2 separate regions of the Homo sapiens genome follow, and region 1 is linked to region 2. A link is an interaction called in ENCODE POLR2A ChIA-PET data of the cell type or tissue named here. Cell type or tissue: PC-9. All regions are shown on one strand. Links, peaks and the distances in the headings refer to the core of each region. The heading gives the core; the rest is flanking DNA. Region 1 overlaps ZC3H12C (zinc finger CCCH-type containing 12C). Region 2 overlaps EXPH5 (exophilin 5).

The links. ChIA-PET counts read pairs that join two places held together with the same protein. Peaks named below come from ENCODE experiments on the same cell type or tissue, not always from the same donor. Only the 100,000 strongest peaks of a DNase experiment are listed, where the experiment ranks them.
Region 1: POLR2A ChIA-PET joins it to region 2 with 5 read pairs; 1 of 35 experiments calls an interaction of 5 or more read pairs at or near these places.

What each region holds. Positions count from the first base shown.
Region 1 is chr11:110,159,629-110,162,555 of GRCh38, reverse strand. The region is part of intron 4 of ZC3H12C (zinc finger CCCH-type containing 12C); the gene reads right to left. Among named protein-coding and RNA genes, the nearest start is that of ZC3H12C, 68 kb to the right of the region's middle. In PC-9, for the core only: no CTCF peak of the experiment used is centred there; no DNase peak of the experiment used is centred there; H3K27ac peaks cover 183 bases.
Region 2 is chr11:108,522,833-108,525,759 of GRCh38, reverse strand. The region is part of intron 4 of EXPH5 (exophilin 5); the gene reads left to right. Among named protein-coding and RNA genes, the nearest start is that of POGLUT3, 26 kb to the right of the region's middle. In PC-9, for the core only: no CTCF peak of the experiment used is centred there; a DNase peak (open chromatin) is centred at 1,089.

The sequences.
Region 1 (2,927 bases), core at 232-2,731, 1.6 Mb before region 2:
TTTATGGCATGAATAATGAAAAGAAGTTATGCTTGAAGAATTCTGCTATTCATTATATTACCATTTGAACTTAAACCCAAGTATTTACCTATAAAATGTGAATAATGGGAATAATGTATGAACCCTTACAGGAGTGTCAACATGGCTGAGTAGTAACACTTAGCAACCACAGTGTTTATTATTACAAAACAATATGGTAACACTACATGTTACAAAACAGAAGATAAAGTCACTCAATCCCACAATCTTAATACAATTACTTTCCAGGTCTGTGTTAGATTTAAGTCATTTTCATTGTGCACACATCATTTTACATGGCTTTAATCAAACACAAATACAATTTTACACTTTGCCTTTTTAACATAAAAAAACTTTCCCATGTTTCTTAATAGCCTTCATAATAATCCTTTTTTTCTTTTTGACACAGAGTTTTGCTGTTTCACCCAGGCTGGAGTGAAGTGGTACCATCTCAGCTCACTGCAACCTCCGCCCCCCTGGGGTTCAAACAATTCTCCTGCCTCAGCCTCCCAAGTAGCTGGAATTACAGGCGCCCACCACTATGCCCAGCTAATTTTTTTTGGATTTTTAGTAGAGACGGGGTTTCGCCATGTTGGCCAGGCTGGTCTCAAACTCCTGGCCTCAGGTGATGCACCTGCCTTGGCCTCCCAAAGTGCTAGGATTACAGGCATGAGCCACCACACCTGGCATAATTCTTTTTTTCATAAGAACTCTGAAGAGCTGAATAATATTCCAGTAGGAGATGTATCATAATTTGATTGATTTCTCTATTGTACATTTAGTTGCCCTTGAATTCTTGCAATTATAAATAATACAGAAATGAACACATCTGGTCTTTATTTATTCCTCAGTATATATTCCAAGAAATGAGATTTTTGGGTTGATGGAACACAATATTCTTGAGGCTTCTGTGAACCTCTGCCAAATAACCTATCAGTGCCTCTTTAATAGCATAAGGCACACACAAAATTATTTTTGTGAATTAAATGAGAAAATATATTCTTTTTAGATTCATTTGCATTTTTAATTAGCACAAGAGGTGAACTTTTTCTACATATTTAGAAATATATTTACTTCTCATGAGACATGCTTGATGTCATTCGTTCATTCATCAACTTTTAGACTCTGATCATGACCAGAGTCTTACATTACTATAAGAACTTTAAAAATTCAGGTACAGTCACGCACTGCATAACATCTTGGTCAACAATGGACTGCATATATGACGGTAGAGCTGAAAAGTTGCTGGTAACGTAATAGCACAATGCATTACACATGTGTTTGTGATCATGCTGATGCTGGTACAAACAAAGCTACCATGCCCCCAGTCGTATAAAAGTGTAGCACATACTATTATGGACTGCGCATAATACTCGATAAACCATGATGTCACTGGCTGTGCGTGATGGCTCATGCCTGTAATCCCAGCATTTTGGGAGGCCAAGGCAGACAGACCACTTGAGGTCAGGAGTTCGAGACCAGCCTGGCCAACATGGTGAAACCTCGTCTCTACTAAAAAAAAAAAACACAAAAATTAGCCAGGTGTGATGGGGCGTGCCTGTAATTCCAGCTACTCAGGAGGCTGAGGAATGAGAATTGCTTGAACCTGGGAGACGGAGGTTGCAGTGAGCTGAGGTGGCACCACTGCACTCCAGCTTGGGCGACAGGGCAAGACTCCGTCTCAAAAAACAAAAAAACAAAAGAAAACAAAATATCCCCAACTATGTTACTGGTTTATATAGTTACTATATTATACTTTTTGTTTTTATTTTAGAGTGTATTCCTTCTACTTCTAAAATAATGTTAACTGTAAAACAGCTTCATGCAGTTCATTCAGGAAGTATTTCAAAAGGCATCGTTACCATAGGAGATGACAGCTCCACGCATAGTACTGCCCCTGGAGACTTTCCAGGGGAACAATATGTGGGGGTGGAGGACAGTGATTTTGATGATCCTGACCCTGTGCAGGCCTAGGATAATGTGTTTGTGTCTTAGTTTTTAACAAACACTTTAAAAAGAAAAAAAAATAAAAATAGAAAACAGCTTATAGAATAAGGATATAAAGAAGGAAAATGTTTTTGTACAGTTGTACAATGTTTTAAGCTAAGTGGTATTACAAAAGAGAAAAAAGTTTTAAAAACTAAGAAGTTTATATATTAATAGTAAAAAAGTTATAAGCCAAGGTTAATATATTATTGAAAAAAGAAAAGTATTTTTTGATAAATTTGGCATAGCCTAAGTATACAGTGTTTATAAAGTCTATAGTGGTTTATAGTAATGTCCTAGCCGTTCACATTCACTCACCATTCATTCACTGACTCACTCAGGACAACTTCCCGTCCTGCAAGCCCCATTCATGGTAAGTGCCCTACAGAGACATACCATTTAGAAATCTTTTATACCATATTTTATGGTATATATACCTCTTCAGTGTTTAGGTATGTTTAGATATACAAACATATCATACCATCGTATTACAGTTGCCTACAGTATTCAGTACAGTAGCATGCTATACAAGTTGGTAGCCTGGAAGCAACAGGCTATATGTACCACATCGCCTAGGCGTGTAGTAGGCTGTTCCAGCTGGTTTGTGTAAGTACACTCTATGATGTTCATACCCACAATGAAATCGCCTGAAGATGAATTTCTCAGAACGTATCCCTGTTGTTAAGCCAAGCATGGCTTATTTAGTAAGCTATCAGTGCTCTAAATTGATTTTAAAAGGCAGTCCTTTGAGGGTGAAGATGGGAATTTCCCCAGTGTCTGTTTCCTCAGGTTCTCCAGACATAGTCTTAGAAGACTTCCTCTACCTTAGGTGTTCTATGAGTGACTTACAGGGAAAGGTGGGGCCTGCCACTCACACCGGGCCTCCTCTGGCAATGATTCTGCAGTTTTCCTGACTCCCACTG
Region 2 (2,927 bases), core at 150-2,649:
AGAGCTGGAAATTGACCATGGATGCCATAGCGATTCTCCCCAAGATTTGAGGTGATGAACTTCTCATCACTTGGTTGGCAGCCAGGCAGGAATGGTACAAGCAGATTCCACTATTTCATGGGAAGTTGTACTATATTATTAGATGATCTTCCACTTAAAAAAGAAGGAAGCTGCTACTTAAACATTTGCATAAGCTTAAAAGAAGCAAAAGACACATAGAAATTTCAGAAAACATAGAAATTTTAGAGCTAGAGAAACACTTAGAGATCATCTAGCCCAGGGTTTCTCTCAATCTCAGCACCATTGACATTTTGGACTCCTGCGTATTGCAGGATGTTTAGGAGCATGCCTGGGCCACTTGACTACTCCTTATCTCTGAACAAACTCTGGCTACTGTCCAGTGATACTGCCAGCTCTGTACCCTTAGGAACACACCTCCAATGTGGCACTTCTTACACTGGGCTTTTTGTCCAGATTGGTGTGGGCTCCTCAGGCAGGGCCTGTGTATTAGTTTGTTTTCATGCTGCTGATAAAGAGATACCCAAGACTGGGTAATTTAAAGAAAAAGGGGCTTAATGGACTCACAGTCCCATGTGGCTGGGGAGGCCTCACAATCATGGCGGAAGGTGAAAGTCACATCTTACATGGTGGCAAGCAAGAGAGAATGAGAGCCAAGCTAAAGGGAAAACCTCTTATAAAACCATCAGATCTCATGAGACTTATTCACTACCACGAGAACAGTATGGGGGAAACCGCCCCCGTGATTCAGTCATCGCCCACTGGGTCCCTCCCACAACACGTGGGAATTATAGGAGCTACAGTTCAAGATGAGATTTGGTTGGGGACACAACCGAACCATATCAGGCTGTGTATCCCCACTGCCTGGCACAAACTGAACACTCAGTAATTGAAAGAAGAAATGAATGAGTGGTTTTAAGTTGCAGCTACATTGGTGGATATGACCTGTGCAGGAGAACAGACATGGAACAAATTCAGGAACACCTTGAAAATTTAATTTGTTGATTTTACCAAGGCATTTGATAACATCAGTGAGTTTAGGCTTCAGCTCTGACAGCTGTTCTACAGGTTTGGCTGCCCTAGGAAGTTCTCAAGTACTCTAAGGCTACTCTATGACAGAGGTTTGTTTGTCTAGTCAGGTCAGAATCACAGACAGTATCAGTGGAGTGAATTGGAGTTGTGTAAAAGACCTCATTTTCTTCAGCCTATTTTATGTACCATGTAACTGAGATCCTGAAAGCCAGCATTTTGCAATGGCCTCTCATCCTGTGGGATACTTTTCTACCTCATTTGGCTACCAGCATCAACAGGAGTCTTCCAGGAAATTCTCTATAACCACAAAAGAATAGTAGCAGCAACAATAAGGATTACTAAGTGCTAGACATCATTCTAAATGCATCACAACTATTAATATTAATTCACCTAATTCTTACAGCAACCCTAGGCAATGGGTATTGTTATTGTTGCTGTTATTTTCCTTTTACCAAGAAAGAAACTAAGGTACAAAGAGATTAGATAACTTGCCCAAAGTCATATAAATATTAATGGGCAGAGCCAGGATTGGAACCTATGTAGAGCTCATGTGCTTAACCACTACACTGTCCTGCCTCCAACATGCTTTTCTGAGTCCTAATATTACAAATCTTCAGTGTCTCAATTTCTGTAATAATATATATTAGTAATCCCAAAGTCATGTAAATATTAATGGGCAGAGCCAGGATTGGAACCTATGTAGAGCTCATGTGCTTAACCACTATACTGTCCTGCCTCCAAAGTGCTTTTCTGAATCCTAATATTACAAATCTTCAGTGTCTCAATGTCTGTTAATAATATATACTAGTAATCTTATATAATTAGTTTTCTATTTTTTGAGATGGAGTCTCACTCTGTCACCCAGGCTGGAGTGCAGTGGCACAATCTTTGCTTGCTGCAACATCTGCCCCCAGGGCTTAAGCGATCCTCCCACCTCAGCCTCCCAAGTAGCTGAGACTACAGACATGTTCCATCAAGCCTGCTAAGTTTTTGTATTTTTGGTAGAGACAGGGCTTCACCATGTTGCCCAGGCTGGTCTTGAACTCTGGAGCTCAAGCAATCTGCCCGCCTTGGCCTCCCAAAATGCTGAGATTACAGACATGAGCCACCACACACAGCCTTATATAGTTAGTTTTCCACCTTGGTATATCATAAATCAATTCATAACTATGTGCAAAGTGTCATGCCATATACAATGAAAGGCATGGAATGTCTAAGACAAGTTTCCTTTCTTCAGAGAGTTTACCATCTAACTGAAGATATGTACATTAGTGAAATAACGGTAAAAAAAAATAATGGAAAGAAGAGGGTTTGGGATCAGATCATATGAGTATGAGTAGCCAGTGCCACCATATAGATTATTCATGTGACTTCAGTAAGGCACTTGCATGAGATACAGTTTCCTCATCTGAAAAAATGGGAATGATAATTCCTACTTAATTCACAAATTTGTTATAAGGATTCAGTAAGAGAGGATATTTTTAAGTATATTAAAAATAAATGAGTAATTTTGTTCAAATACAAGAAAGTTGGAGGCTGGGCGTGGTGGTTCATGCCTGTAATCCCAGCACTTTAGGATGCCAAGGTGAAAGGGTTGCTTGCACCCAGGAGTTTGAGACCAGCCTGGGCAACATAGCAAACCCATTTCTACAAAAAATTAAAAAATTAGGCATGGTGGCACACATCTATAGCCCCAGTTACTCAAGAGGCTGAGGTGGGAGGATTGCTTGAGCCAGTAGTTCGGGGTTACAGTGAGCTGTGATTGCACCACTGCACTCCAGCCTGGGTGATGGAGCAAGTCCCTGTCTCTTAAAAAAAAAAAAATTGGAAAGGATTTTGACACAATTGTGCTGCAAAAAAGGTGTTTGAACATCCTT